2 separate regions of the Homo sapiens genome follow, and region 1 is linked to region 2. A link is a loop called in an ENCODE intact Hi-C map of the cell type or tissue named here. Cell type or tissue: dorsolateral prefrontal cortex. All regions are shown on one strand. Each heading gives the region's core, and the rest is flanking DNA. Links, peaks and the distances in the headings are about the cores only.

The links. Peaks named below come from ENCODE experiments on the same cell type or tissue, not always from the same donor. Only the 100,000 strongest peaks of a DNase experiment are listed, where the experiment ranks them.
Region 1: a loop joins it to region 2, with 2.3 times the contacts of the local background. A loop is called at or near these places in 3 of 110 quality-filtered maps.

Annotation. Positions count from the first base shown.
Region 1 is chr4:89,701,547-89,717,668 of GRCh38, forward strand. The region is part of intron 1 of LOC124900602 (a long non-coding RNA gene); the gene reads left to right. Among named protein-coding and RNA genes, the nearest start is that of SNCA-AS1, 130 kb to the right of the region's middle. In dorsolateral prefrontal cortex, for the core only: no CTCF peak of the experiment used is centred there; a DNase peak (open chromatin) is centred at 7,705; H3K4me3 peaks cover 629 bases; H3K27ac peaks cover 2,792 bases.
Region 2 is chr4:89,829,176-89,845,297 of GRCh38, forward strand. It overlaps SNCA (synuclein alpha), which reads right to left and starts at 7,986. Exons shown (of 6, transcript NM_000345.4): 1 at 7,787-7,986; 2 at 6,372-6,517. The coding sequence starts at 6,492. It overlaps SNCA-AS1 (SNCA antisense RNA 1), which reads left to right and starts at 7,226. Exons shown (of 4, transcript NR_045481.1): 1 at 7,226-7,559; 2 at 9,086-9,231; 3 at 12,166-12,225; 4 at 12,536-12,816. In dorsolateral prefrontal cortex, for the core only: CTCF peaks have their summits at 8,500 and 8,700; DNase peaks (open chromatin) are centred at 7,076, 8,046, 8,446, 8,726 and 1 weaker place; H3K4me3 peaks cover 4,137 bases; H3K27ac peaks cover 4,627 bases.

The DNA of each region.
Region 1 (16,122 bases), core at 2,979-10,978, 130 kb before region 2:
AGAACACAGCACAGAAAGAAGAGACACTTTGAAAGGAGTCATTTATATGTTCCAAGGGAGGAAAAGTAATTTTACAATCAAATCTGCTCAGATGAGTTCCTTATTTCTATAAAATAAACAAAATCACACTTACTTTTCTATGAAGACATAAATGCAAAATTGAAAACCATGCTGATTAGACAGTCTTCTACCATCCCCTACCAATCTAGTAGAGTGCAAATACCAAAGTCTTTCTGAGCCTGTAGGGACTCTTAAACCACTGTAACTTGAGTCCCTTAGAAGTAACACTGGAGTAACAATTAATTTACACAATAAATATGTATTGAGGGCCTACCAAATGTCAAAGTTAAAAAACTGAGTACATATGGGGAACCAGAAAGATACAGCTCTTCCGTGATATATATAGAATATAAATATATATTTATTTCATAATGAATAATTTTATACAAATATAAATTATTATACAAATTAGATTTGTATAATTATATAATTATATAAGTAGACATATATTTACATGTTATATACATTATGGAGGGGATTCATGAGGCATTATAATAACATATAAAAGGGCAACTTAATAGAATATGAGAGTTCAGAGAAAATTTCTTTGAGAATGAACATCAAACTTGGAAACTGAAGAATGGGAATAACTTCTGCATTTGGACAGAAGCCTGTGGCCTGGGGACTGGTATCTTTTGTGTGGCTAAGTGCTTGCTCATTCACTTACTTGGAAATTATTCCTGGCTGTGCACTGTGTCCTTCTCTGGGGCTGTCAGCTGGAACATGTACACATGGCATGGCCTCTCCATGTGGCCTGGGCTTCCTCACAACATGGTGGCTGGGTGTCAAAGATGAGGAGAGAGAGAGAATGTGAGCCAGGTGGAAGCAGTATCACCTATTATGCTGCAGTGCCCTAGACTAGAAAGCCACTTGGCATCACTCATATTTCATTTTTTTTTAATGTAGTCACAAAGGCTAGCCCAATTTTATGGGGAGGAGAAATAGACTTTACACCTTAATGAGGAGTGGTAATACTGTGAAAGAGCATTAAAACAGCAAAGATTGTATTTTTAGAAATTTTGGGGAAATGTAATCTACCTCAAATAACTATCATAGTTCAAACCTATAAAACAGAGTACAGTTTAGCTGCCACCTTTTAGCCAAGTGAGGAAAAGCTGCAAGTCCATTTTGTAGAGCCACAAATGCAAAACCTAAATTTTAATTCTAGATTTTATGCTCAATAAAAATGCAATTTTCTCACATATATATTTTATATATTCATTTCCACTTGTTCAACTATGTGTCAAATATCAACTATATTTCAATTTCAATCTCTCAGAATTAAGTGAATAAAAGGCAGATTTATAAATAGATTTTATCAAGCATTAACTGTTTTCCACTTTCTGCCACTTTGACCAAAAAATCATTTGCTTTCTAAATGAATTTACTCCATTCACTTTAACCAATGCCCCCTTCCTTTTCTTTTGGTTATCTCTGTCTGCCACTTTACTTATTACTGTCTGAGAAAACATAATATTATGACTGCAACAAATGTATTCAACTGTCCTAATGGAAAGAATCCCAAGGGAAGATGGATAGGAATAAGCAAAGTGAAAAGAGAAACACCAATGTGGCTAGTGGTTGCGTGCAGGGCCTCTGATTTCAACCACCTGAGTTTGAAATCAAGCTCCAAAATTTGCCATTTGTGAGACTCGAGTTACTTAACCTTTTTTTAACTTTGGTTTCCTTTCTGTGACAAAAACGGTTATTATAACAGAGCCAAGCAAATTGAGTTATTTAAGTATAAAACTAAATAAAGCTTATAAACCATGCCCGGTGTTAGGCACATTTAAGCCCTCGGGAAAAGTTAGCTATTGTAGCAAAATTATTTATATTAATAGGAAAGAATGGTACCTAGTTTACCTATCCAATGAAGGTAAGCACATAGGGAAATGGATATGGGATTATTATCATATGATGTTTCCTCAGACATTCAGCCTTTCAGTACAGTAGGCTTCAGATAGCCCTGGGATAATAAATTAGTATCATCAGGGATACAGCATGAAGGCCAGTGACATTGGCCTCTCCTGTGTACCTAGACCTCTCATAGTTTCTCCCCACAAATCTGATTGGGTTAGCTTCATTATCATCTACAGTGGTCTCTGCATTTCCACCTAGACAGTTACTTTAGCAGTGTCCAGTAGATTGAGGTTTGTTTGCTTTTATCACACTAGCCCAAAAACAGAATTATTTGTGCTTCAAAGGAGACTATAGGCCTAGCAGGCTCCTAGAATTTTGTAAATTCTCTCTGAAAATAGGCATGTTTGTTTGAATTGAATATACAGCTGGGTTCCTGTAGATCTCAGAGGAGATGGGGAATCTCTTCCTCCACTGCCTTTGCCATCACTGTCAGCCATCAAACGTTTGAAAATCACCCCACTATGCTGTAGCTGCTATTGCTTGGCCTCCCGCCCTGATGACAGTTAAAACCTGCATTACTCATCGCTGACTATCTTGCGCTTCTCTTTGGCACCCAACATCAACCTGCTTCACCTCCTTATTTTTTCAACCATCATTCAAGTGTAGACTCTTTTGGGATAAGAGTTGTTTTGTCTTATTCTCCTATCAATAATGCTTTTTCCTTCTGTTCCTTGATCCCGTCTCTCTTCTGATCCTTCTAAACTCCTTCTCTAAGTCCACCATTCCATGATTAATGAGCTCTAGAGATGACTAAACTCTTTGCAAAGTACTTTGCACATCTTGGATTTAAATAAAATTTCATTCTCCCTGAAAGACCTTGATTAACATTTTCTTCTTTCAAGCAAGGCTATGTATTCTCCCATTTCTTACCTCTTAGCATTGACAGGCAGGATTTGAACACTCTGTGCTCTTCATCATCATTTTCAGACCCTTATTCATCAGCCTTCTCATAAAACTGTCATGCATCTTCACGGCTGATGCCAACAAGCTGTATTCTCTTCATCTCTATTATGGCTAAGGAGCAATCCAGGAGATGTTCTACAAATGGTGTTTAATTCTCTACTGCAGATGACATGGTCATGTTCCAGAATCCTTAGGATTTATGCTGTGAAACTCCTACTAGGGTTTGTGCGAAATTCCACACAACATGTGTTTTTCCACCACAAATTATGTATAACAATTTTAAGTTTGAAACTGTGAAGGATCTGAGACATTACTTCTGGATGAAAGAACACATCATTTATTTGCAGATCATCTCAGCAGTGCCCCAGTTCTCCTTTGGGCAACACAATGAGGGCCAGATATCACCTGCGCATATAGAGGTTTTGCTACAGAAGAGGAATCCAAAAATTATGAGAATCAGAGCTTAAGTAGGGCATCTGGTGCATCTATTCCTCCTCCTCCCTAGAGAAGGATTTTTGCTTTGCAATGTAGACAAATCTTCTCCAGGGAGAGGAAGAGGAAATCTCTAGCTTTTCTTTACCATTTTGAAATATAAGCAAATGGCTCCAGGGAGGATTTATCTTTCAGGTTGCTATTCAATCATCCTTTACTCAGAAATCCTGGATCATGCAGAAATGAAAAATATTAGTTGTTTCACAACACTGTGGTCTAGATGGTACAGTTGTTCTCATAGCAGCCTGAATCTGCTGCAAGGTACTTTTCTACTCTGAATCCTATTCAAATTTGGCTGTATTCCATGCCATCTGCTGAAGGTTAGAGTACTATTCCCAGTGGTGGACTATTCTGTCTCTTGGACCCCAAGATGCTCTGTACTTAGTGGTGGGATGTGTGAGATGCAATAATTTGTCATTTATTTTCAAGGGGATGTCCAAATATTGCCCAGACCTTTGGGACTCTCAAATTTTCCAATGCAGTTGGTCCTGATTCTTCATGGGGTTTATCTCCCATCTCCTGGAAGTCATGTGTTTAACCAAAATCATATTTTATTAACATATTTGCCACTTCTTGCTCATCTAGTCCTATTACATGGTGTTGTCTATATAGTGGATTAATATGATATTCTGTAAATGTTTAGACAGTATAGATCTTTTCAGACTATGTTAGGACTGACGACAGAAGAGTTCACACAGGCTTATGGGAAGACCATAAAAGTACATTGCTGTCTGTTTCAAATGAATTTAAACTTATTCTGGTCCTTCTTCTTATCAGGAATGGAAATAAAGACATTTGCCCAAGTAATGGCCATACAGCACTCCATGTATTTGAGCCCATGTTAATTATTCCACATCCAGTACAGCAAACAGAATTTATCTGGTTGACTAGTGAACTAATTTGGGATATAATGCAGACCATCGCCTTTGTATTTCTTAAGCCTTTAAAGGTGGCACTGATCTCTGCCATTGTCTTCAAGATACAATATTGTTTTTTTATTTACTAACTCAGCCAGCGGGAAAGGAGTTGGTGAGTTTCAGAGGTTTCCATGTAGCCTTCCTCACTACAATGTATTCTCCCAATCAGGACAGAAACACTTGTGAGAGTTCTAATATCAATCCAGTATGTCTACACCAATTACATAGTCAGGGCCAAGATCAGAGAAATGGCCACTGGTTGGTTCTGGGGACCTTGTGGACTCACTGTGTGACAACCCATGACAGTATTGCATGTATTATATACTCTACATTTGTGAGCATTTTAGATTTAGTCTAAGCCAACTTAGTGTCTAACACTAATATTTTGTATTCCTCTTTTGTGTATGGTTCCTTGTATGAATAACTATAAGCCCCTTTGTAGAAAGACTGTGGGAATCACTTTCCTACATATTTGTCCATTTGCCTGTTCAGGCAGGGTTCTTCCTCCTGAGAACCCAGTTTGCCCTTCAGCTCATATGTTTCAGATCTGAAAATTGTCTCAGATATGGAAACAGACAACCATTTGAAGCATTTCATTAGTCCTGGTGCCCTCGGCCTTTACTTCTGATTTATTTTGGTTATATGAACTGAGCAGTTTCATTTTAGGTTACAATCTATCTGCCCTTAGGAAGCTATGTTTTATTAACCATTTCCATGGTGTCCTGTGGTTCAGGACCCCAGATTGTCATGCCAGTCTTGCTGCTCAAACTCATTGCTTTATTTATTTATTTATTTATTATTCTTGAGACGGAGTCTCGCTCTGTCACCCAGGCTGGAGTGCAGTGGCACGATCTCAGCTCACTGCGACCTCCGCCTCCCAGGTTCAAGCAGTTCTCTGCCTCAGCCTCCTGAGTAGCTGGGATTACAGACATCCGCCACCATGCCTGGCTAATTTTTGTATTTTTAGTAGAGATGAAGTTTCACCATCTTGGCCAGGCTGGTCTTGAACTCCTGATCTTGTGATCCGCCCGCCTCAGCCTCCCAAAGTGCTGGGATTACAGGCGTGAGCCACCATGGCTGGCTGCTCATTGCATTATTTGTAACCTCCTTGCTTCGACAATAAAATGCCACCACCTCATATCTATATTTTGGAATTCTGTCATTCCAAATCATATTATTGGCCCAGTTGTGTAACAGTTGAGTCCAGCTGTGTAACAGTTGAGTCCAGCTGTGTAACAGAATCTCCTGCTGTTTTTCTTTACCAACAGAGGAACAGTCACTACTGAGTTTCTCAATGATATTGGTGCCTCTCTCACCAGAGCATAATTTAGCACTTTGGTAAAAGAAGTGTCCTTCAACTCCACCCGTGGAACGTGTTCAGATGGCAGATTTTCTAAGCTTACATTAATATTCACTGTAGCATGCCTTTTTCCATTATCTGCCATTGCACTTGCTCCATTTATATTTCAGTTACTATGGGCCACTGCTGTCCCCCAAAACCTCGAAGTGAAATCCAACCAGCATATTAGCACAATATCTTGGTGTGCTTGCCAGGTAATTAGACCTGGTATTGTGGGAGAATACTACTATGTCAATAAACTCCTCATTATTCAGACTTTTGTTCCACCCATCCTCCAGTCTCTTAATCCAGCAACTGCAGGATCTAGTCCTATACATCATTTTCTGGTTGCTACTGGTATATGTTGCCTGGATCATGGAGCTTCTTTGGGATATAGTTCATTTATTCCATTTCCTCCTTTCTGTCTCAGTACTTCACTAGCCAGTTAATGTTGTGGTTTGATGCTACGTATTGGTCTGGTGGTTAGGAAAGGAGGTGTGGCTAGGTTCTTAGGTGGGGTTGCAAGCTAGAGACTGCTGCATTGTCTTCAAACAGGAGGAAAGTGATAGTATTTAGCTGGAAGGAGTTGGACGTTCCTGTAAACCCAGAGAATTCGAGAGGATCTGGGGCTTCAATATTGTCTACCCACATGGCACCGTCGCACTTCTCAGAGTCTCACCCCTTTTCAACAAGAGCCTTGGCTTGATGCAGTTGAGACTTTAGCCTTCTCTGGTGCTCTGCTACTGGCCCTGATCCTCTGTTTTTTTCTGTCTGTCTATAGCTGTAAAAGATAACAGTTACTTTATATGCTGCCAACGAGGACCTCTGACTTTCACATTTTGCTTTTGAGGTGTGATTAATTACCCTCAACCTTTTGGTGTCTTCCTCCAATGCATCAGTTATGCTCAGCAAGAGCCATCTGATTCCATTGTCTTTATAATTAGTACTTGCACTGAACCTCTCAAAAGCCTGATGTGTTGTACTAGCCTGTGCAGTTCCATTTTCTGGTGTTTTGTTCCATTTCAAATAAGAAAGCTAATAACCATCAGTAGCATCAAACTTCATTCTATCTTCTTGTTTGATACATTTCTTCTCCACCAGGCAATATTCAAAATGAGTTGCAAGTACTTAGTTTAGTGTCTAACACAATGTAATTACTCTATTTATTGAAAATATAAATATTAGATTTCTTTTATGGCCTGTGTGATGACTTTCACTAAATACAATAATTGGTTGCTTGTAATATAGTGTAAATAGAATGAAGCTAATTTTAAGGGCTGACATTGGAATTGGGTTCTGTCCACTGGGATGAATTTGATTCACAATAAGAAATAGATCACAGGTAAGCTAACAGTTATTATTGATCTAAAACTGACTTGGTCAGGCTAATCTGATGTGTTGATGTGTTGGGGGTCTAATCTAGATGGCTCCAGGCTGCACCCCTTCTGTTCAAGCTTGTTGGAAGTAGACACTAACGTTCTTTGCAGAAACCTCTCCACATATTATAAAAAAAGCTACAGTAAGAGCTCTAGGTTAATTTTAAATCAACTGTATAAACATTACTAGCATCAACAATATTCATCACATGGCAAAGTTATCATGTTTGTATACACACACAGGCATATATTTTCCAATAAAATTGAATTGATTATGACTCAGAAGGGATACCAGTGAAATTCCAGTAATGCTGCTTCAACCAGTGGAACATAATGGATTCAGTTTTCACAGCCTCCCTTATCTCTACTCACAGAAACCTCTGCCTTTCATTCCCAGTGCAATTCCTTTCAAGGCAGCGTGGCATGCTATCACAGAGGGAATGTTATTCTAACTTGTTTACATCCTTGAGGGTGAGGGTCAAGGGCTCAAAGTATGTTTTCCTTCTCCCAAAGAAAGGAAGGATGAGGAAAATGGAGTTTTGTGGAGCTCCCTGGTGTTTCCACACATGCCATGTGGCAGTATAAAAAACAGCAAGGTTTTCATCTCTCAGACGTCCATGCTTACTTCCTGTCTTACATGCACTGCTGGTGTCTGGCCCAGAATCTAACAGCTCCTCTGAATGTACAAAGGATTCTGTTGTATTTTCTGTCATCTCTGTTCTTGCTTGAGCCCCACTTATGTTACCACAGCTCAGCAGTCAGCTGCTCCCACAATGACAGCCTGTCTCTTCATCTTGCAATTTCCTGTTCTCCATTTTCCACTACCAAGATGCAACAAAGGGAATTCCTTAAAGGAGTTATGTGCTTGCTTATTTTCAGAGGCGGGAGGGGACAAATTTAGCTATTTTTGACCACAGAGGTCTCTCACAAGAGCCACTGAAGTCAGATCTTTCCTCAGTTAACAGTAATCCTAAAGAGTCACCCCCCAATTTCTACTGATCACCTCATTATGCCACTATAGGGTGGGCAGAAGAGTAACTATGGCTTTTGTTATTTAAAAATCAAAAACATTAAGTAGTAATTTGAAGGACTCAGTGTCTTCTTTGCTCCCTTGTGTGCCACTTGTATTGTCACTGAATTTCTTGGTAAGTTCTAAATATTAAAAGCAAATACGGCTGACACATGATTACCAACTTGCCTGGAAAGCAAGTCAAATAACTTCTTTATTAACTTCATCACGTGCAGTTAGTAACAGAGTAAAATCCTTTAATCTGAGAGCAGTAAAAAAACTCTAATACCAGTCGGGCACAGTGGCTCACGTCTGTAATCCCAGCACTTTAGGAGGCCAAAGTAGGTGGATCGCTTGAGGTAAGGCATTCAAGACCAGCCTGGCCAACATGGTGAAACCCCGTCTCTACTAAAAATATAAAAATTAGCTGCGCATGGTGGCAGGCACCTGTAATCCCAGTCACTTGGGAGGCTGAGATAGGAGAATTGCTTGAACCCAGGAAGCAGAGGTTGCAGTGAGCCAAGGCCGTGCCATTGCACTCCAACCTGGGCAACAAGAGCGAAGCTCCACCTCAAACAAACAAACAAACAAACAAACAGCCTCTCTTAATACTTACTAATGTGCAGAAGGAAACCCCAGCTTATTTCTAAAAAGGCATCGAACCCATATATTTCTAATAAATGCATCAGTATGTAGAAAGGTTATTTTCTTCTTTTATTCATACAACTAAGTTGTACACTTCCTATAAAATTCAGTCAAGCTGAATGATTACATTTACATTCCAGATTTTGCAAATGCATGGAGTGAAAAAAAATTAAGCCAATTGAGTTGAGATTTTTTAAAAATCAAAGTGCATCCTCATAAAAATAAAATTGAATACATTTTGTAATACTCCTCTCTGTGTACTTCCAAGGAAGACTGAATATGCCCTTTAGGTTTATTGCCCAGTAGGAGGATAACCGGCTTGTAACTGGCAAACAAATATGAAATCTGAAAGATGCAGCCATCAACTCTGATAGTCATTAAAACTGATCTAAAACTGACTTATTCAAGCCAATCTGATGTGTTGGGGGTCTAATCTAGATGGCTCCAGGCTGCACCTCTTCTGTTCAAGCTTGTTGGAAGTAGACACTAACATTCTTGGCAGAAGCCTCTCCACATATTATAAAATAATCTCCATTAAGAGCGCTAGGTTAATTTTAAATCAACTGTGTAAACATTACTAGCATCAACCATATTAATTACATGGCAAAGTTATCATGTTTACATACACGCACATGCATATATTTTCTAATAAAATTGAATTGAGCATGACTCATAATGGATACCAATGAAATGAAATCTGAAAGATGCAGTCATCAACTTTGATAGTCATTGAAATTTAATTTGATAAATGATCATACTCATTTGAGTTGTAGAATAACTCTTGGATTAGTGTCTAGTTGTCAAGAGTTCTACTTTTCTGGAAACTGTCCCTGTTACAGTGAGGTGGGTCTCTACCAGCCATGGCACTGCTATATGACCTGCTTCACCTGCTGCAGTTGATTGGGTTGATATGGATGGCTTATTTAAGCTGTGGCAATCAGAAGATCCTAGGAATTTAGAAAGTTGAACTGAGAAACCAGAGGCTGGGAGCTTCTGGTAGCTCAGTTTTATTGCAAATGCTAGTGGCCCTGAGGCCTATGAATTCCCACACCTGGAACCTGCTCTGATACCAGCCTATCTGGGACTGGGTCTTTCAGCTTTAGCCTAGCTTTTGTGAGATGTGACAACATCTTCCTAAAAAATATGTTTATTTGTTTAATCTAGCTCCAGTTGGTGTCTGTTATCACCTTAAGTCTACTTTTGTCAGCTAATACCTTATGTATACCTTAAGCATATAAATATATTTTCACATTATAAACATTAATATCTTTTTACATTTCTCCTGCCTACCAACAAGTGAACAAATATTTTTCTCTGAAAATTTGCAGTCAGACTAAATGTTTGCATTAACCATAATGACACAAAATTTCAAGTATCCATTCAAAATTTCAAATATCCATTCCAAAAATGTCTTATTTAATATTACAGTTTACCAAAATAATATTGCTGAGAGAATATGCCCTTAATCTAAATATACAGAAGGTATTCTGTCAAACTATAGTGAACTTAATTTTAAATACATTCAAGTACTATATTTTAGACAACTATATTCTTAGAAAGCTCATTTCCACTGCTCGGTGTACCACATTAATTTTTGATAATTCGGTGCTCTAGCAGTGTAGAAAGATGATTGCTAAAGAACAAAATATTGTAAATATCAGCTCAGCACTTTAAATATTATTGCATGTCTAAAACAGAGCTTTTTTTTAACAATATAGGTTCCCCAAAATGTTCATAATGTTTTCTTAAATGTACAGTCTCTTGCCCTTTTACAACTGAGGAGTAATATCAGCTTCCATAGCAACACTTAGGCCATATCAAAATAGCATTTTACAAATGAAGAATCAAGTTAGTGATGCCATATCTCATTTACTACGTTGAAAGCCACATATTGAAAAATTTATCTTTTTCTATGATAAAGTAGCAGGTATTTTTGTCCTTTGCTCCCTTGAGAGATTGTCAGTTTCCTTGGATCTTGGAAGAAACACATAATATTCAGTCTCATGCTTATCATGAATACTCCATAAAGTTGAATGAAAACATACCTCTCTGGGAGGCTAATGAAGAACAGATGTAGGCAAAAACAAGTTGGTGACGTTAGGAGAGAACTCAGAAGCTAAAATAATATTAGTGGGAGTAGAGAGAATGAAAGAAAAATACCAGTTGTCAGCTTAAATGGAATTGGTGGATATAACTGAACAGCTGATAAAATAAAGAGGAAGGAAAAGGACGACCTGCAATCTCATTTTCTCTCTTTAGGTTACAGCTGTGATTTTAGTTGAAATAAAATGTGTTTCCTATTCATTTATAAAGAACATCAGACCTACAGGTTTTTAAAATCACGCTGGAAGCAGTTACAAAGAATGTTTAGGTCTTAGGCAATATGACAATGAAAATTCACTATTACTCAAGTTTAACTAACAGCAGCGTGTTTGATTCTCTGCTAATCATTTCTTTCTTTTTGGTTTTGGTTGTTTTAACATAGGTTAACAGTGGATTAAACTTCAAATTCTGGTAATCCTGAAGCTAAAATACAGCTCTCGGCTATACTTGTCACATTATACACAATTTTATCAATGACTGTAATTCCTAGAATTTGCAGTTGAAACATTATCTTTTATCCTTTCCACCCCATTTTTGCTGTTCTTAGTTCTATTTTTTATGTGTACTAGATAACTAGCTAGGGATGAAATAATAAGGATCTTTGGGACAACAAAGCTAGACAAAGTATTCTTTAAAGGTAATTTGCCCAAGCGATTAAGAATATGTGAAGAAGTATTTATCCATTTGGGACCTGCCAGTCAATTTACTTAGCGGTGTGATTATGGTTATTGCTCATTGGAGAACAGCATGGTTCCAAAGGCACAGTTGCTGTTTTACTCACTAAAAATTGGTTAGTTTGAATTTCATTATAAAATCCTTACTTGATTATCTATCACTCAATGTTTGGTCATAAAGTGCAGTCTTAAATCACCGTTTCTCCAAGCGGTTTCCTTGGACTATCACAGCCATACAACACTGTGAGCTAAGAAAACTTCCTTGGGTAGGCGAATTTGTGAAACTGCTTATTGTATCACACTCGTGGAGACAAACAATGCTCATTAAAATGTTAATAGCTCTGAAAAATCCTGCAGTATAGAAGTTTAATTTATTCATCAAATTTTTACGTATCTGTTTAACTCCCCAGGAACTGATATTTTATGCAATATATTTTGTGAAAATAAGGTTTTAGTCAGTTATTCTGAGATGCTTCTAGTAATTACACAATATTATTCTTCTTTATATAGCTTCTTAACCTATTCTGGGTTACATCCACTTTAGAAGTGGATGAAGAATATAGATGTTTTTAGTTAGAAAAAGCTATGTAGACATATGGACATTAAATTTTATATAAAATGCAAGAAGTTACATCTTATTTAAGGATACTTAAAATCCACCATTGGCTCTTTTTTCAGAAAACTTGAACCTTGTGGTTCGCTTACAAATTTAGCTTCCTTTTAGGGACTGTTACCATAAGGTATATTTAGCTGTTGACAACTTGAATTTTGCAAAGTTTTGCTACTGCCCTTTATTTAATGTGAATGTGCCTCTCACCTTTGTCATGGCCCTTTTGAATCAAACTGTAAGTGGAAAGTTATAGATATTATCAAAGAACCAAGAATGAGGAAGCCAAGATTGCTTTTCCCTGCTTGTTTGTATTCTAAAATAGAGTATTTAGAACACAAAATCTTAAATGCATTTCTTTAGTGGATAAAGTTCCAAGATATATTAGAATGTCCTTATTCTGTTTATATCACTGATATTTAAAAGTATAACATTGAGTCAGTTGAACAGTCTGTAAAACATTTCTTAGTGCTCTGTTGTAGCCAAAAGAAATGCAGATTATATTTAGTTTGTGTACAGTCTATTTCAAACATATGTATAAGAATGTAGTACTTTTAGCTTTTCTATTACTTTCCTTTTTCTTCCATGTAAGTTAGGATGGTGTAAATACATAAATAGATGTTGCTTTGCAATTTGATTTCAATCTCTGTGTGTATGTCCTAACCGAATCAAAAGGCTTTTTGGAAACTATCAAATTCTCTCCAAGATAAAGTACAGAAAGATATTTATGCATTGGTAATAAAGATTGAAACTTTATTTCAAACACTTTTCATTTGGTTTCTTTTGCACTAAGATCTTATTGCTCAAAGTTTTTTTTGAAAATTTTTTCTTCTGTTTTTTTTTTTTTTTTTTTGAGACAGAGTCTCCCTCTGTCACCCAGGCTGGAGTACAGTGGCGTGATCTCAGCTCACTGCAATCTCTGCCTCCAGGGTTCAAGTGATTCTCCTGCCTCAATCTCCTGAGTAGCTGGGATTACAGGCACGTGCCACCATGCCCGGCTGGTTTTTGTATTTTTAGTAGAGACAGGGTTTCACCATGTTGGTCAGGCTGGTCTCGAATTTCTGAGCTCATGATCCACCCCCGCTTGGCCTCCCAAAGTGCTGGGATTACAGGAGTCAGCCACCGCGCCTGGACTCCTCTTTTTTTTATAATAGTCACCATAGTAATATAAGGAATTACTATATTAAAAGCCCAAACGTATATTTATTTGACCTGAATATTTTTAAAAAATATTAATATCACTTTAATTCTATTACATCTTGCTGTTAAGATTTTGACTTTTCTTACACCAGTGAAGATGAGAAAATGGAAATAAAGAAATACTAGGTATTATTAAGCGTTAATATAATTATAGTAGATCTCATTTAATCTTTAAAACAAAGTAGCGTGAATGTTTTAATTTCCAATTTATATCTAATTTTCAGAGGCTAATATATTTCCTAGGGTCACGTAGCTAGAATATTGTAGAGCTAAAACTTGAACCCAGAGATTCTGATTGAGAAAATAGCTATGATTTTATTTTTTAATAATTTTGAAATAACGGGCAGGGCAAGTATTTGGGGAGAGGTTGTCAAAATAAGTAAGAATTTGCCTTTAGAGAAGCATATTCCTGAGGTTAAAAGCACAATAACCTTCATAGGTGGGAATTGAACAATGAGAACACTTGGACACAGGGCGGGGAACATCACACACTGGGGCCTGTCATGGGGTGGGGGATGGGGGAGGGATAACATTAGGAGAAATACCGAACGTAAATGACGAGTTAATGGGTGCAGCACACCAACATGGCACATGTATACGTATGTAACGAACCTGCACGTTGTGCACATGTACTCTAGAACTTAAAGTATAATAAAAAAAGAAAATAATTAAAAATGAATATAAATTGAAAAAGCACAGTAACTTGAATTAGTCTGGACAGTAAACAGAGTTAGGTTTCTTCTTTTAACTTTGGTGTAGAAGTCTTTCCTCTGTTTTATTTATTTTGCTATCATCCATCTCCTAGGCTCTAGATCCATGGCATGTCTTATAGAAAGATACTAACATAGCTTTTAATGCATGTTATACACACACACACACACACACACACACACACACACTTTTATATCTTTTCTAAAGTAAATCCATTCCCTCACCTCAAATGTGAAAGACCGTAAGTTGCTGGCCTAGTTTGGAATCTTGTCTCTTGTATAGTTGCTGAGTTCACACCTGCTGCTTCTCCATCTGCTACAATTTTAGATCAGTAAGACCTTCTTGAAATATGTGGAAAATGTCAAACATACTCCCAAAAAAGTGCTGTCTTCTTTTAAGCTGATGGTGTCCTGAGATGACTGAGGATTTTTGTTGTTGCTGTTGTTGTTGTTGTTGTTTCCCAATGATTAGAACTCACCTCTTTTTTTTTTTCCCTCCAGTGACCTATAGTCTCTTTATTTAAGGGATCAAGACAACTTGGCCATGGTTTAAAGAACAGAGAAATAACATTTCAAGAGTAAATGTCATTGCACTTGATGGCAGTCACTTGAAAGGTCATCTATTCTATACTTATAAGAAATTAATTGTACACCTGAATGATATTTTTTAGCCATTAAAAAATTTTAGTGAATGTACAAATGGGTTTCTTTTCATCTCAATCTTAATATATCTAGTATAACAAATTTTGTATTTAAGAATAACATCTAATAATGATGTTTGCACATTCATGCAGATATTTACTCTAAGCAAGATTCTACTAGCCATTGTAATGTGAGGGCTCAAAAACGTAATCAGTAAGGAACTTGATGAAATTATATTTGCATGGGTATACTGGTGGTTCTTAACTTAAATATTAAGTTCTTATTTTTTGTGCTAAATATTTAGACGTGGAATTTTGTGTTTGTTTTCTTATACATTTGTATATATATTTTATTGTACTTTTCTTAGATTACTTAAAAAGTACCTTGTTTCCCACAGCAATAAGAAAGGTGCAGGGGTAATACAGTGGCTCAAAGGAGCAGGAAGTAGTGAATCCTTAATTTGTTATATAGGAAAACTGCTCATATTTAAATGGGAGCATTATTATGCTTCAAGCGTATGTTGGGGTTTAGTGTTAACATGTTGTGTTCCTTCTATAGATATATTCTGGAATATATCTACAGATTTAGGATGCAATTCACCAATAATAGTTTTTGGAGCAGTAAAGAATTATTGGTTGAAGATTTGTTTTAATTCTATCCAAAATGACAAGGCACTATGTAATCTTGGGTGTTCGCTTACTTATAAAATAAAGGCATTAGACAGCTATAAAGCTATGTGGCTCTTTGATCTTCAGACAATCTGCAGCTTCGGGGTCACATTGCGGCAGGGCTTCTTTATCACTGGAAAGGGCTGATGGGGGACAAAAGGAGGAGATGAGTCTTCTGGGAGAGCTGTCAGCACTAATGGTTTGCTAGACCCTGACGTACGGAACTGCTTAGACTGATTTTTCTTCCTACATCTCTGTTAGATCCTAAATCTTGATCTGGTCTCACTCTAATTTTTTTTGTACCTTTTAACAATCTAGGCTGTTTTAAACTGTACTCTCTTTGCTGTCACTTGGGGAATCTCCCTATGGCAATCTCACTCTCAACTCCTGTCTGAACTGAACAGCATGAACACATCTACCAAGAAGAAAATTAATTAGGTAGCCACAGGCAACGTAAATACAGTCACGACTCCACCTAGAAACCTAAACTTTTTCAAATGTATGCTTTGAGGATTTTCAGAATGCACAGTGCCAATCAATTTACTTCCTGGAATTTGTATGTTTCAGTGCTTTGATTTTTCTGTGAAAGAAAACAAAACAGTGAACTGAAATGTGCGATGCAGTTTAGAGAATGCAAGGCCCAAGTATCTGGCAAAATAGCATTTTTCATATTTCTGCTTCACCTTGGCCTCAGATATGTATGGAAACATTTGGTTCTAAACAGAATTCTCAACAGCAACACCAACCTTTCTTAAAAATGTAAAATTTCTCAAAGTCTCAATAGCATGGTAAGAGCGTTGCTTATTCTTTTGCCAAATGCCTGTGAGTCAAGGCTGAAATTTTGGGCTAGTTGATAT
Region 2 (16,122 bases), core at 4,167-12,166:
CATTACTAAACTTGAATACAAATAATTATTATGTGTATTATTAAAATTATGCTTGTAAAAAATTGTATTCATATCCTCTCTAATGTTGGATTTTTCAGTGTAATTCACACTGTATAATTTATGGAATCGGCATGATTTTTATGTTTTACAGAATTATCATACTCCTTTTTAAGTTTGGATCAGTTTACAAAATGTTATCATTTGCACTTTAATGTCATGATATACTGACAGTGTATTTAACATAAGGTGTATTTTTCAGCAACACTTCCTCTGGGACACCTTCACTCTTTATCACAACCTCTTTCCCCATTATACGGATACCTTCACCTCACTACGTTCCTCTGACTGCATATTTAGAGTCTCCTGAATTGCAGCAGTGACAACATCCTCAGGGTAGCTACTTCCTGTATACATCAACTTATGTTTGATTCAAATTTTACTTCCAGAATGTTTCACTTCCTTTGTTTGCTACTCTTTCATCTTTGCTGGCCAGTTTCCTCTTTTGATTGCGCATTTTCGTGAAACATCACATGGGCTCACCACTGGGAGACAATGTGGCCACACAAGTCCGGGCATTGCTGTCTGTATGAACTGCATAACAGATGTGAAGCAACCAATCTCCAAAAAGCTTTGAAAGAAGTGCTGTGGTTTTGTCACTGATTATAATGGGTTTCTGTTATTTATGTAATGATTTGAAGGCTGAAGAGTTAGCAGCAAAGTTTGTACTTTATGCAATGACTTTCGGTATACTGTGGTAACAGAAATTTGAATTGTGTTGTTAGTGGCTGGTGTTATTTAACTAACCATAGTACCTGGAATTTGTTTGTGCTGGAACTATGCAGAGTGAGAACAGCTGATATTTAAGAGAATATGTTTCAATCTCTATCTCTCATCCTCACCACCTGCACCCCATGTTGTCTTAAAAATGACTAGTAGTAAGAAATGTCTAACAGCTGGAATGCGATCTTTGTTCTTTGCCTTAGCAGTACCTAAGAATTTGACCTTTGGTTAAATTATGAAACATATTCTAAATCAAAGACAATGAGATAGAAGTAGAGAGTAGAATTATGATTATTAGAGGCTGACAACGGTAAGAGGGAGGGGAGGATATGGAGAGGTTGGTTAAAGAATATGAAATTGGAGCCAAATATGAGGAATGAGTTCTAGCATTCTGTAGTACTGTAGGGTGATATACTTAACAATAGTTTATTGCATATGTTCAAAAATCTAGAAGAGAGAATTTTTAATTTTTACTGTTCCCACCACAAAGGAATGATAAATGTTTCAGGTAATGGATATGTTAATTACCCTAATTTGATTATCACACATTGTATACATGTATGGAAATATAATTCTGGATCCCACAATTATATACAATTATTACATATTCACTAAAAATAAAAGAAAAATTAAAAATAGAGTAGCATATGACCCAGCAATCCCTCTTCTGGGTGTAGATCCACAAGAAAAGATTTCAGCATATCTGTTTCCAAGGGCCCCAACACAGTGGCTCTTGCTTGGAATCCCAGTGCTTTGGGAGGCTGAGGCAGGAAGATCACTTATAACTATATAAGGAATTTTAAAAACACTAAAACTAATATTTATTTATTTAGCAAACCAGAATTTAAAACATTAGAAATTAAAGTGTTTTATTTCTTTGTAAAAAACTTATCAAGAGTAATGTAAATAGTGTTTGTCTTCTTCTCATTGTATAACTTCCTATACGGAGTGGACATGTTTTTTATATTTTACAGAATTGTCATACTCTATTCTAAATTTGAATTAGGAGTTTGAGACCAGTCTGGGCAACAGAGTGAGATGCTATATCTACAAAAAATATTAAAAATTAGCCAGGCATGGTAATGTATGCCTGTAGTCTCAGCTACTTGGGAGGCCAAGGCAGGAGGATCTCTTGAGCCCAGAAGTTTGAGGTTACAGTGAGCTATGATAACACCACTCCATTGCAGCCTGGGTGACAGCAAGACCCTGTCTCCAAAAAAGAAAAAAAGAAAAACATAATAGCCACAACTAAAGTGTCTACTGATAGATAGGTAGATAAAAAGATTGTGGTACATAGATACAATGGAATATCAGTCAGCCCTAAAAAAACAAGATCCTACCATTTACAACATGGATGAACCCAGACAAAATTATGCTAAGTGAAATAAGCCAAACACAGAAAGAAAAATATTACATTATCTCACATATATGTGGAAGCTTGAAACAAAATTCAAATATACAGAGACTACGTAAAAAACAGGGTTAATAGGGGTGGAAAAGTAGGTAGAAAATAGGGACATATAGGCCATAGGATCCAAGCAAGTAGCAGATGTGTAAGATGAAAAAGTGTACAGATCTAATGTATGAGGACTGTAGGTGATAAAATTGTACTATATTTGAGATTCATGATAAATAAGTGGATTTTAGCTGCCCTTGCCACAAAAACAACAAAAAAGGTAACTATGAGAGATTATGAATATATTAATTTGCTTCAATATAGTAATTTTTTAGTGTCTAATGTATCTGATAGCATCATGTTGCATACCCTAAATATACACAATTAAATTTATTTTTAAAAAAGAATGCCACTAGGCCGGGTGCAATGGCTCACGCCTGTAATCCCAGCATTTTGGGAGGCCGAGGTCGGGGATGATGAGATCAGGAGTTCGAGACCATCCTGGCTAACATGGTGAAACCCCATCTCTACTAAAAATACAAAAATTAGCCGGGCATGGTGGTGCATGCCTGTAATTTCAGCTACTCAGGAGGCTGAGTCAGGAGAATAACTTGAACCCAGGAGGCGGAGGTTGCAGTGAGCCGAGATCACACCACTGCACTTCAGCCTGGAGTGAAATGACAGATTGAGACCCTATCTCAGAAAAAAAGAAAAAAAAAAGAATGCCACTAAACCACACCATTAGAACTTATAATTAATTATTTTTTATAAATATCTTATGCAACATATTTTATATTTTTGTAGTGCAACCCCAAAGAGATAGGTATATAACTTAAAAAAACGAGATAAATGAGAGTCCTCATAAGGTTACCATGTATCAAACCAATCAGTTGTTCTTTGAGGTCATAATTATTTACTAATAATCTGTAATTGATGGTTAGCCTTTAATTTATGAGTAATCTGTAATTGATAACGTACACCTACAAAATAGGTGCCAAGTGGTTATGTGACTAGCAAGGTATAAATGCTGTAGGGACACCAGAGCTGATGGCTTCCCTGAGCGGAGGTGTCCCACACACACCCTATCTTGTCTTCCCAACCTCAAAAGAGCACAGAGTGGAGAAGAAGGTCAGAAGTAATACCTGAGAGTTTTGAGAACTCAGTTATCCCTGTTGTGCATGTTATGTTGACTTTGTCAGCTTAGTGAGGTGAAGCACATTTTGACTTGAGAATTTGCTATCAATTTCACTGATGGCCACTGCTGCTTATTGAGCAGAGTGGCATTGGAAGACACTCAAAGATCATCATTTTCTTGTATTTATTGCATTTATATTACTGAGCATTATATAAAGATAATTAAATCTTTCTGCTTTTGGATTTAGATCTAATTAATTTCTGAGTCATTTGAAGAAATTTTTGTCTATTAAATTGAAGTATGTTGATTGAAAATTGGTGTACGCAGATAACAAAAATGGAGGGAACAAAACCCATAAAAATAACACTGATCATTAAGGTAGTTCTTCAATGAGTTAAAAAGTAGTTGTTAAAAGTATATTCTTATAAAGGAATGAGATTACTTTTCTTATGAGGCTTCTACCAAACATCTTCAGCCATAAGTGAAATTATAAAATGGTCTTTGGTCGCCTCCAATCTTTCAAACTAGTTATGTAATGAAGGATAAAAGAATAAATGGAAAACGTGTTGGCAAAGTAATTATTCCGTTGGAGAGTTTATTTGATAATAATAACCATGGTTCCTATATATAAAAGTGTGCTCAATTATTCATATGTCCTGTCTTATTATGACATTCCCACAAAAACTGCAAGGTAGTTGCAGTTTTCTAAATCATATTTTTTACTAATCAGGGAAGTGATGCTCAGAGATGTTAAGTACGCTTCCCCAAGACCCTAAAGGTGATAAGTGATGTAGTCTCAACTAAAACTTTGGTTTGTGTGATTAGTGCATGTTCTTTCCACTCTATCAGTAGTCAGCAAGCTACAACATACAAGACAATTCCAGCCCACCACCTGTTTTGATAAATGAAGTTTTATTGGGACACAGCCACACTAGTTATTGTTTATGACTACCTTCACACTTCAACAGCAGAATTGAGACATAGATTTTTTTTTCTTTTTTTTAGACAGGGTATCACTCTGCCACCCAGGCTGGAGTGCAGTGGCTCGATCTCAGCTCACTGCAACCTCTGCAGTGAGCTGTATGGCTCAAGCCATCCTCCTACCTCAGCCTCCTGGGTAGCTGGCAATACACATGCATGCTACCATACCCGGCTAATTTTTGCGTTGTTTGTAGACACAGGGTTTCACCATGTGGCCCAGGCTGGTCTCAAACCCCTGGGCTCAAGTGATCCACCAGCCTCGGGCTCTCAAAGTGCTGGGATTAAAGACCTGAGCCACGGCACCTGGCCAAGACATAGATCTCATGGCTTAAAATACGTGCTATCTGATTCCTTACCCAAAATTTTGCCAATCCCTGGACTATACTATTGTGTCTTCACATGGTCATTTTTTATCTTAAATTCTGTGTGTAAGTTCAACTCTCAATTAGAACTCAGAATGTAACCAATAAAAAATTTATAGAATGTGCTATGTGTTAAATGCCATGAGAGACATTGAAAATGATTTCAATGAACAGTTAAAAGGTAACTAAGTCAAAGAAACTTGTGCTTGCAGAACTTGGAAATCTGAGGACAAACGGAAAGATATTGATAAACTGCATGTCACTGATTCAGTATTCCAAATTCCATCTAAAAAGGTATAATTCACACTTCATAAAATATTTAAAATTAACTCATCAATTTTTTCCTCTTGTAACACCCTATTTCAATGACTTTCTGAAAATATGTTTTAAGGTAGAAAAAAAGTAATTTAATTGAAGATTTGTGGGAAGATTAAGTCAACATAAGAAAAGTCTAAATAATGAGGCAGTGGCACATGCCTATAATCCTGGCTACTCAGGAGGCTGAGGTGGGGGCATGACTTGAGCCCAGGAATTCAAGGATGCAGTGAGCTATGATAGCATCACTGCAGTCCAGCCTGGGCGACAGAGCAAGGCCCTGACTCTAAAAACTGAAAATAAAAAACTGAAAAAAAAATGTGTTGTGAACTTTGATGAGATGCATTCATATAAATCATCCCAAGTATAAAATTTCCCCCACTGATCTATGTTGAAGAGATAGTGTAGCTTTCTTTCACTTTGCAGACATAGACGGAGCACATGTTTCAGCTAGGCAACTCAATGTGGTCATCCTCCACCTGACTGTTCATCCTGTGACTCTTACTGCTATAGTTGCCACCAGAGAATGTGAAAAAGCTCAGAGGAGAAAGAAGAGAGGAAGAATGGGCAATGTGTCTGTGTTGAGTGTGTGTGTCTATGCCTGTGGATGAGAGTGTGTGTCTATTCTTTTCCAAGGAATTCAAAGTGGTTTGTAAAATAACACTCAATTGAATACAGTTCAAGTTACAGAAAAGAGAGTCAGAGTTTGGGTGTATACCCCAAGGTGGAACTTTAGGAACAAGTAGGTAATAAGCATCAATTTCTTTATTCTTTTAGTATGTGTGTCATTTGATGGATGAACTATACAAATGTTTCTGAGAGATTAGTAGCAGCCCTCAAGCACTTTTCTCTGTCCTCAGTGTTCACAGAGACCAAATGATCACATGAAGTAACTCTATCAAAGACTAATCTGTTCTTTCCATTTTAGGGCCACAAATAGGTCTCTTTATACACATCACAGGGGCATATCAAAGTCATATTTTAAAAATCAGAATGGATTAAAATTGACAAACATTTTTCATGATGGTAAAAGAAATCACAGATCCATCAATGATTTTGATTCTTAAGAATATTCTTGATTATTTTTTAAAAGACTATGAGTTTTTAAAACTGTTCTCTGAAATAGAATTATGTAGGTACAGAAACATTCATTTTTAAAAAGTCATAAATATTAGGGCAAAATTAAAAATCTGGAAAAGCAAACAGTCGCATTTTTTACTATTAGCTCAAATACACACGTTCACATTCACCTACCTACACATACCTCTGACTCAGTCCACCTTTTTGACAAGCAATGATGCAAAAATGAATCAAGAGAGAGAACTACCAGCATTTAGAGTATTGATTATCCTAACCCATCACTCATGAACAAGCACCAAACTGACATTTGGGGTTTACCTACCTACATAGAGAACACCCTCTTTTGTCTTTCCTGCTGCTTCTGCCACACCCTGTTTGGTTTTCTCAGCAGCAGCCACAACTCCCTCCTTGGCCTTTGAAAGTCCTTTCATGAATACATCCATGGCTAATGAATTCCTTTACACCACACTGGAAAACATAAAATACACTTTGAATGAGAACTTTCGGGGAAAAATAAACAAAAAACACTGAAAAATCATGAGAAACCCTCCAAAGTGTGAGACTCTTTTAAGTGTACACTCATTTAACCATTGGACAAAGCAGACATTTTTAGCTCTGGCATTAAAAATTTAGCATCTCCCATCCATCTTGGCTAGTAAAAGTCTAGCCACCTAACCACGGATTAGGATGAATCCTCTGAGTTGTTATTACTGCATTTCAGAAGTGGAGTTGCATGAAAAGATTAACCCCTTTTTTAAATTCCCGGGGTCTAAAGGGTAACAGTATGAGTTAGAAGCATGGAAGCTGGAGGCTTAGGGTCAGGGGTATCCTTAACATGAATCCCAGAAGAAGGCTAACAGGTTGATGGTGGAAAGGCGTAGGCAACAGAACTAACTGCTCACTCGGGGTGTGGTTCAAACTCAGGCAAACAGCAGGCCCAAGTGTGATGGTTCTAATCCATCCAACATCCACCCCCGCCCTCAGCTATCTACCCTGAGCAGGCGCCGCTCACACTCGCGGGCCGTCTCCAACCCCGCGCCAGCCACCCGAGGGGGCGTTCTCAGCCTCCACCCTAGCGGACCCCGCGCCAGCACTTGTTAACCCGTTACCACCTGTTGACTTGGCCTCCTTGCACTTCCATTTCATTATTTGCCAAACGCAGCTTGCTTACTTTACAGAGAAAAACCAAGAGAGCGGGCAGACAGATTTTATGTGAGAGAAAAGTTGGATGCTCACGCTCCATGGAGCATCCTCGCGTTTCCCGGGGAAAAGCGGATCCCGGAGAAGCAGCCTAATCTCTCAGCCCTTGTGGAGAAGGGAATATCAGAAGCAGGACGAAAGCCAGGTCAAGTCTCTTTCCTTAGGCTCCCCAAAGGGACAAGTACTCACCTCCCAGAGACCTGGCCCAGCGGGTCCTCATGGCAGCACCACCCCCTCCCGGTGCCCACGACCATTCGTCTCCCATCCGGCGTTCTCCAGGATTTCCAAAGACGCCCGTTTAGATCCACAGGTACTTACCTGAGTCCCTCTGCTTCTCCACAACTCCGACTCCTCCCCGCCTCTCTCTTTTTTTAAAAAAAAAATTTAAACAATTCCCAAATAATATTTAATAGGAAAGAAGAAGGAAAAGGAGCGCACAGGAAGGGCGGAGGCGGCACCCGGGGGGGACTGTCCCCAGAGGAGGCCGCTGTGAGCCGGCGACGCGAGGCTGGGGGAGTGGGAGGCAAACCCGCTAACCTGTCGTCGAATGGCCACTCCCAGTTCTCCGCTCACGAGGGTGGAAAGGCAGAAGGCTTGAAGGCAAGGCGTGAGGGAGCGCCCAGGACGCTCTCGGAGGGGCCGGGCCGGGGTCTGCGCTGCAGCCCGCACGCACCTCACTTCCGCGTCGCGGCGCTCGGTCGCTCGCCCCCTCTCTTGGGCCCCTTCTGGTCGTCGCCGTCCTCCTCCTCCTAGTCCTCCTCCTTCTCCTTCTCCTCGGCTCTCCGCCCCCACCGCTGATTTGTCAGCGCTTCTGCCCGCCCCTCTCCCGGCGCTCGCTGCTTTCCCTGCAGCGTGCTCCTCGTCCCTATCTCGGATGGGGATGGGGCAGGGGGCGCGGGGTGAGCCATCAACTCCAGCCGCCTGCCTGGCCGCGCAAGGCGGGAAAGTGGGGGCGCTTTTGCGCCTCACGTTAAGTTTAGGGTCACGAGCACTCTTGTGGAGATCGGGAGCGGTTGGGCTAGGGATGATGCCTCTTCCTCTTTCCCCTTCCCCTCCCTTCTTGTCCCCGCCTTTCCTCTGGGTCCTCCCGGGGACCACCCCCTACCCCTCGTCAGAGTCGCCCTGGGAGAGCCGAGGGCCTGAGGGTCGACCACCAAGGGCAGAGCCTATCCCTTGGGGAGCTGCTGGAGGAGACAGGCAGCGCCGGGAGGTGGCTCACACCGCACCGCCGAGAGCGCTTTGCCCTCGCATCGCTGAAATTTAATCACGGTCACAGGTTACAACGTTAGGGGTCGCTTTAGTTCAAATATCTTCAAGGTTTTCGTTTGCTCTTAATCTAGGAAGAGCCGGAAAGGGTCCTGAGGGTGAAAGGGAGACTACTAAGGAAGAGTCACAGGTTGAGGAGGCAGGAGAAGGCTCAGCAAATCCTCTTTCCACGCCACTATCACCATTTTCCTTTCCACCAATCAGCGCCTGCCAGACGCTGATTTTCCCATCAGTGGAACAAGGAATAAATATTCCCCAGCCGTCTAAAACAAGCGGTCCTAAGGCTTTTCGCTCTAGAAATGGGACTTACTTTGCAGACCTCCCTTTATCTGGGAGACAAATCCAGCGTGATTTAGCCTACCGGACCATCATATCCAATTTCTTCTTCAGCCCCTTCTGAAAGGGAGATGCTACACACCACTCACCTTTCTGACTTCTGATTCTCGTTGCCCTCAGAATTGACACCCCCTTTTCTCTCCCCCCACCCACCACACGCACATGCACACAGACATACACACGCGAACTTCAAGACAATTTTTGCATCGCTTAACACATTTTCACCTCTTTCAGAGCTGGAAGACAGCTGTTCCTGGATCACACCAGAATGGAGAAGCAAGCTCCTCCCACTAGCAGAAAGCCTTTGCTTTCTGTGCCTGGATTCGGAAGATTAGTTAAGCACTGGAAGAGGAGGGGGGAAACAACAACTCGTTTTTGCTGTATGTTTTTTTTTTAATTGTTTTTATATTTATAGAAAGTTATGCTTTGTCTGATTCTTGCGCTAATTTGGGTTCTGAAATTTGAGTAAAATCAAATTTAAACATACAAAACAACTTTAAAACCACAAGGAACAGGAAGCAAATGATTATACATAAAAGACATATAGAAGATAATGCATATGTGTTCAGTGGAAAATAGAAAAGCATGAAAGTAAGATCACAAATATTTATTATTTAAACTCTTCCTTGAACTATTGGTCTGCCCTTTGGAAAAGCAGACTTTCCTTAATGCAGTAGCTCATATTAATATTTTTTGTTTGCTTAGGACCAGAGCAAGAAGGTTGGACTTGGGAGCTAGTTTGCTGTCTGGCTTTGAGACCTTGAACAAGTTTTGTTCTCCTTCTGTTTCCAGTTTTCTTTTTTGTAAATTAGGAGATTAACTCATGTGATCACTCTATTTTCAACTTTTTGTTATGGGAAATATTCAAACATATGCAAAAGTAGACAGAATAAAGGACTCTCATGTGAAGATCATCCAACTTTTACATTTTTTCAATGCATGGCTGATCATGTCTCATCCATAAGTCCACTCACTTTATCACTACCAATCCTCCCTCTTTTTTTTTTTTTTTTACCAAATTCAAGCTTTATATATATCTTTTCAGCTGTAAACATTCAGTATGCATCCACAAAATTTAAGGACTGTTTAAAAATAACCACAATATCATTAGATGATTCTTTAAAATTGCAGTGTAATTTACACCTAGGGAAATGCTCAGATGTTGTGTCCCTTTAAATCAGTTTTGAAAAAGCCATGCATTAGTGTAACCCACACTATTTTGAAGACACAGGACATTTTCATCATTCCAGACAGTTACCTTGTACCTTCATGTGCATATTCTAGAATGTCATAAAGATCTAATCACGTAGTATAAACTTTGTTTTATATTTGTCTGACTTCTTTTACTCAGTATAATATTTGTGAGGTTCGTTCATGTCGTTGCATGAATGGGTGTTTTGTTTTTTATTGCTTTTTGTTGTTTCTTTTTACTACTGTTAATAGTATAAGTTTTCCATTGTGCCTCTTTACAACTAGTATCTCAATAGAGTATTACAACAATTATTTAATATATTATTTCACATGACATATTTATAGTATAACCATGACCTCCTTGAGACCTAGTGCTTTAAGTCAAAGAGGTAAATAAAATGAGATATTTTAGGTCTCATTACAACAGACCAATGTGAGAGAATTATTTCTGGACAGTTGCACTTCTTATAAACGTTTAACATGATTCCAAACTTTTATTTGGTAATTTGTTAGTCCTTTGGCAAAGGACTAATGTACTATGTTATTTAGTCATAACAAGCAGATCAATTACATTTTATGTAACTTTTATAGACAGAGAAACTGAGCTCCAAGAGTTTTGGTGATATGCTGAGATCACCTAGCTATTTTAAGTGGCAGAGCTGAGACAATTTAGCAGAAACTGTTACAGAAGGCACAATTGTCTCCTGAATTAGCAGTTTGTGTCTGAAGCCTCACAGATTGGGTGTGGTAAAGAGTGAGAAGGAAAAAGGTAGAACCCAGCTGTGTTAGAAATAGCCTTCAAATTTGGATGTGACAATGGAAATCAAGAAGAACTTATGTTATTATGAAACAGTTCATTCATATTTAAAGTTTTGCCTTTTCTATATTGGTATTCCTCAATAGGGGGAGATGATTTCTTACTACCTACAAAAAAAGAAAACTGTAAACTAATTTCGTTGTCATTTTGAATTACAACTATATGTTTAACTCTTGTCACTCCTTAAAATGCCTTGAACACAGTAAACATCCAATGAACTTTTAATTACACATAATATTGATAGTGATATTGCATATGTTCTAGGTCTGTATTCTTAAGGAGGGAAAGCTGCTCAAGTACAAAGAAGGGAACTAGAAGTTAAAATAAAGTTTTTTTAATTTTTCTTTTCATTATTGATGGACAGCATGGTCTTCAGTAAATCTTTAGCCTCTCTGAATATAACGTTAAACTAATTGAATGGCTTGTACCTCATAAGAAATATGAAGTTATGAAGTAATAACATATTTGGAAGCATTACTAACATGCATATTCTGTTCATAACTACAATATTCATGTTTTGTTTTCTCTTTGCTAAGTGAAATATAAATATTTTACCAGACCATAATAGGATTCTTTTATCTGGATTTAATTCATTAATTTTGCTATAGATTAACATTCTATGAAATATATGCTTAACCTAGACTTTGTTTACCCCCATAGAACAACTGAATTTTTAGGTATGGTATGTGGTAAACTTGTGCTATAGCAAAGACAGCAGAGTAGAATGGCATGAAAATAAAGATGCTGCCCATTAACAATTGATTAAAGAGAGGACTGATTTAATGTGTTTAAGTTAAGAAAATACAACGTTTATTATCTTTGGATAATATTCCGTATTTGTTGTGAACACAAGGGGTGATGTAATGTTGATGCTGGAGCCACCTGCTTCTTATTCTCTATCTGCACCTTCCTCTCACCTTCTGTAAACCTGTGAGAGAGACGAGGTAGTGAGATTGCGATAGGCTTCTTGTGTAATTTCATAGTGGGTAGAGTAGAGAAAGCCTAATGCATACTGTTGGGAGATCATTATGTATGATTTTGGAAAGGGGGTGAGCATGAGATGGGGGAATAGGGTTACTCTGAAGAAATGGGAAGAGCAATCAAGGAGAAGCATAGTATTCAGATTCTCTAATTTGACCCCATGGCCAACTTCATATTGTTTCCACTAGATATCATTTTAAATATTCCTGTGGTTTCGTGGTCCTAAGAATATGAAGGCATGCAAGATTCCAAGATTAAAGATGTTAAAGCCAGATAGAAAAGATATTTAAATATTTCAAAATCTAACAAGTTCAAATGACTTTAGTTTTAGAAAGAAAAAAACACATTAATGAGCCCAAGAAATACACGCAACTCTGCAACTCTGGTGAGCATGATAGACTTCTAAGAGTAAATGTACTAGATACAACCTAAATTCAGGGACTTATTAAAGCTCTACTACTCATTACTAGTGACTCAGAGCAAGTATCTATAACCTCTCTAATCTCTAGTTTTCTCATTAAAAAATGGGCATGATATTTTACTTGTCTTGTTTGATTGTTGTAAGGAATGAATAATGTGGCTCATAGCAAAGAGCCAGGCAGAGTGGAAGCTCTCAGTACAAGTAGCTATTGTTATTATCTAGCCTCCATGTTTTGGGTGTCCTAGGACATGCTTTTTTTTTTTTTCCATTGCAGTAGATTTCCACCTGTTCCCATCCTCCACAGTCTCCCATCCCACCAGCAACACACGTGAGATATCTGATGCCTTCCCATCAATAACTCTCACTTAGTATGGGTAAGCAAAAAATTTCCAACCAGGGATGGAAGTTGTGGAGAGATAGAGTGGGAAAGCTCAAGGAGCATTGATAGGGATCATTAATTAAAAATCTACCAAACATCTCTTTCTCTCCCTAATGTGCGAGTTACAATAACATCACTCAAAGCAGTTTGCAGCCACAGCTTGAAGAAATACAGTAACAATGACAGAATTAACATTCACTATCTTTATTAACATTTTTACTTTCTTAAACCTTGTTTCTTTCAAAAGACACTGGCATAGTCCTGTATGAATTATGTGGATTTGCCAAGAGAAAAAAATAAAATGATACAACAAATGGTGTTCCAAGTTTGACAGACCCTTTGTGCCAGTGGCTCTGAAAGGCTTCAGAATGAATATCCAATTCAGAAATCAGTCCCTAATATTTCAGATTAGTGAAGAATCAACAGACTGAACAGCATTTGTATTCAGAAAGGAAGAAAATAAATGAATTTTTAAAATATCACGGGAACTTGTAATGTTTTGTGTATTGTTTTGAACTGAAGTTACAATACTGTTACAAACAGAGTATATACAGCAAATAAGTATGTTCCTTACAATATCCAAAATATCCAGGAATCTAATACGTTTTCCTTTCTAGATAATTTGAGAGTATAAAGTGACGTTTAAGAAACTTTTTAGGTCGGGCATGGTGGCTCACGCCTGTAATCTCAGCACTTTGGGAGGCTGAGGTGGGCAGATTACCTGAGGTCAGGAGTTAGAGACCAGCCTGGCCAAGATGGTAAAACCCCGTCTCTACTAAAAATACAAAAATCAGCTGGACGTGGTGGCAGGTGCCTGTAATCCCAGCTACTTGGGGGGCTGAGGCAGGAGAATTGCTTGTACCCAGGAGGTGGTTGTTGCACTGAGCCGAGATCGCACTACTGCGCTCCAGCCTGGGCGACAGAGCAAGACTCCATCTTGGGGGAAAAAGAAAAAAGAAAGAAAGAAACTTTTTAACACCATATAAAAAGCACATCACTAATGGTTTGAAAACTTGGTGTTCCATATAAAGCTGGAAATTTATGTAGTTAAGAAATTTAGAAAGCAAATTATTCAAAGAAGTTATCTCTTAATGGCTATTTGATAAACACTTTAGTATAAAAACATATCCATGTCAATAAATATGGATTTGTAACATCATCTTGGCTATAAAACGTTATACTGTATCATATATTTATTTAATTATCTATTTTTAATTTACTGTTACTTTTTATTTTCGTATACATCGGTTGAATTCAATTTTTCTTCTTTTTGTCTTCCAAGAATAAAACGCTTGTCTATATACCCAGTCTAATAATTCTTTATATATGTTAAATATTACTAATAAGTTAATCTTAAATCAACTTCTCTATAATAGACAATGATCCTTCACTAAGTCTTACTGATTCTTTTCTGAGTCCATTTCTATTTAAATTATCCTTAAATTTCGTCATTAAAATATTGAAGTTAAAGTTGTATGTGCAGGGTTGCTTTTTTTGGTCACAATAAAAAAGATTCCAAGTAATCAGATTAGCCACAAAGAGAAATTTTTGTTAGTAATGGCTATTAAACACTTGAGAGTTGAATAATAAAGTTACGAATTATTTTAATTATCAAAATTTAGAGTGCAGAAATATGCCTGTTTACATATGTAAAACTGATTCCTGCAGGACATCTAGCTAGATGTTTCACAGATATAAGCATACACATAACAAAGAAAAAACAGCATTCAAACATCTTCGTATAATGTAATCATCAAAAGGAAAAATTGATTTATATAAAAAAGTCACCAATATTACTCAAATATGTACAGCTCATTTGCATGTAAGAAAGTAGCATATACATTCTAGATCATTAAGATATAGACAGAATGGTATACACATGCACACTCACAATATTATGACATTATGTATACTAAAGAAAGCAGTAAAATTATTTGCCATGTCTTTTCAAATGTAAAAGAGACATGTGTTTAATGACTTTATCTCTGTGTAAGTGTCTGTGGCAACAATCAATTAAATGAGAATTCAATCTCCTTAATCATCTTGGATTATGCCCTTAACCTGTAGGGAGCTAAAATAACATCTCAAGGTAGATTAAAAGTCAAAGTGGATTTCAAACTGGACAGGACAATCTGACATGACACTTCCCAAATATAATCATCCTTTATTTTCTGTTATACAAGTAGTATATGCTCATTAAAGAAAAGTGATTAAATGCAGATAAGAAAAAGAAAAAAATCAGTATGCCTAGCAATAGGAGATAAACTTCTACTTTCCTACTAAAAATTACCTTTTCTAAAAGGTAATTTAAAAATATGTATCAAAATCCCTCAATATGCATCTTGACTCAGCAATTCCATTTCTAGAAAGATATCTTAAGAAAATATCATTTATCAAAGAAATAAATTTTATGCCATCTTATAAAATTTTAAGAACTGTATTCCTGCATATCCCATAAAAAGTTTTTACCAATCCAATTGTCCAAGTTAAATTTTTGGCTGGTTACACTCCCTCTTTTTGTGATATGTCACACAACTGGTAAATGATGAGGCACTTTGACTCCATATTTCTTCTTAAGCAACACACAATACAATCTCAAGCCTCTGCAGTTGAACTTTTTCTCCACTTGTTCTCTCTCTTTAAGAAATGAAAGTTAACTTTAACCATCTCATAAATTTGTGAAAATGAATCGCGCTAATGCACGTAAATAACTACCATGATGGTGTGTGAAAGGGCTGCTCCCACTTAGCTTCTAAATCAAGTTTTAGGAAGAAAACAAGAAAGAAAATCATTTTGCTGCTCTTTTCCTAACTGGAACAAAAATACATATACCAAAATAATGCTCACAGAAGTAAAGGATATATTTATCTATGGACACAGAAGAGCTACTAATCGGATGAAAAGAAAGTGGGGTTACAAAAACTTTTCCAGTCAGGCAGAAATACACCAAAACAAAGTCAAGATAAAAAAAAAAACTACCTAGAGCAAAAGAGAATTGACCCAAGTGTGAAAATTTGAAACAAACTAGAAAAGCCAAAATTTAAGTCAGAGACAAAAATATTTGAAAACATTAAACATGCTCTTCCCTAAAACAATTCTCTTCGTTTCCATACCATAAAATATAGTTCTGTTAGAATAGCTTCAAATAAAAATCCATCAGATTATATCAGTACAGTCAGGTCCATCTTGGGAGTCATCAGTTGAAATAGTTGAAGAGCTTTCAACTCTGTTTTCATATGTACAATATTTGGTTAATAATCTTTTTATATAATGTAATTATAACAGCATGAATTTATGTAAAATACACTGTTTTTCTTCAGGGAGTTGAGAATCTTGACTGAGAATATTGCAAGTGTTCTCCTCTCTTTACTACACAGCTACAAAATGCTTCTTGTATTTGCAATAATGCAGAGAGACTTATCCAAAGATGAGTAGAGGCTCACGTCTTATATTGTCAGGGCCTGAAACCTGCCTAGCAGAAT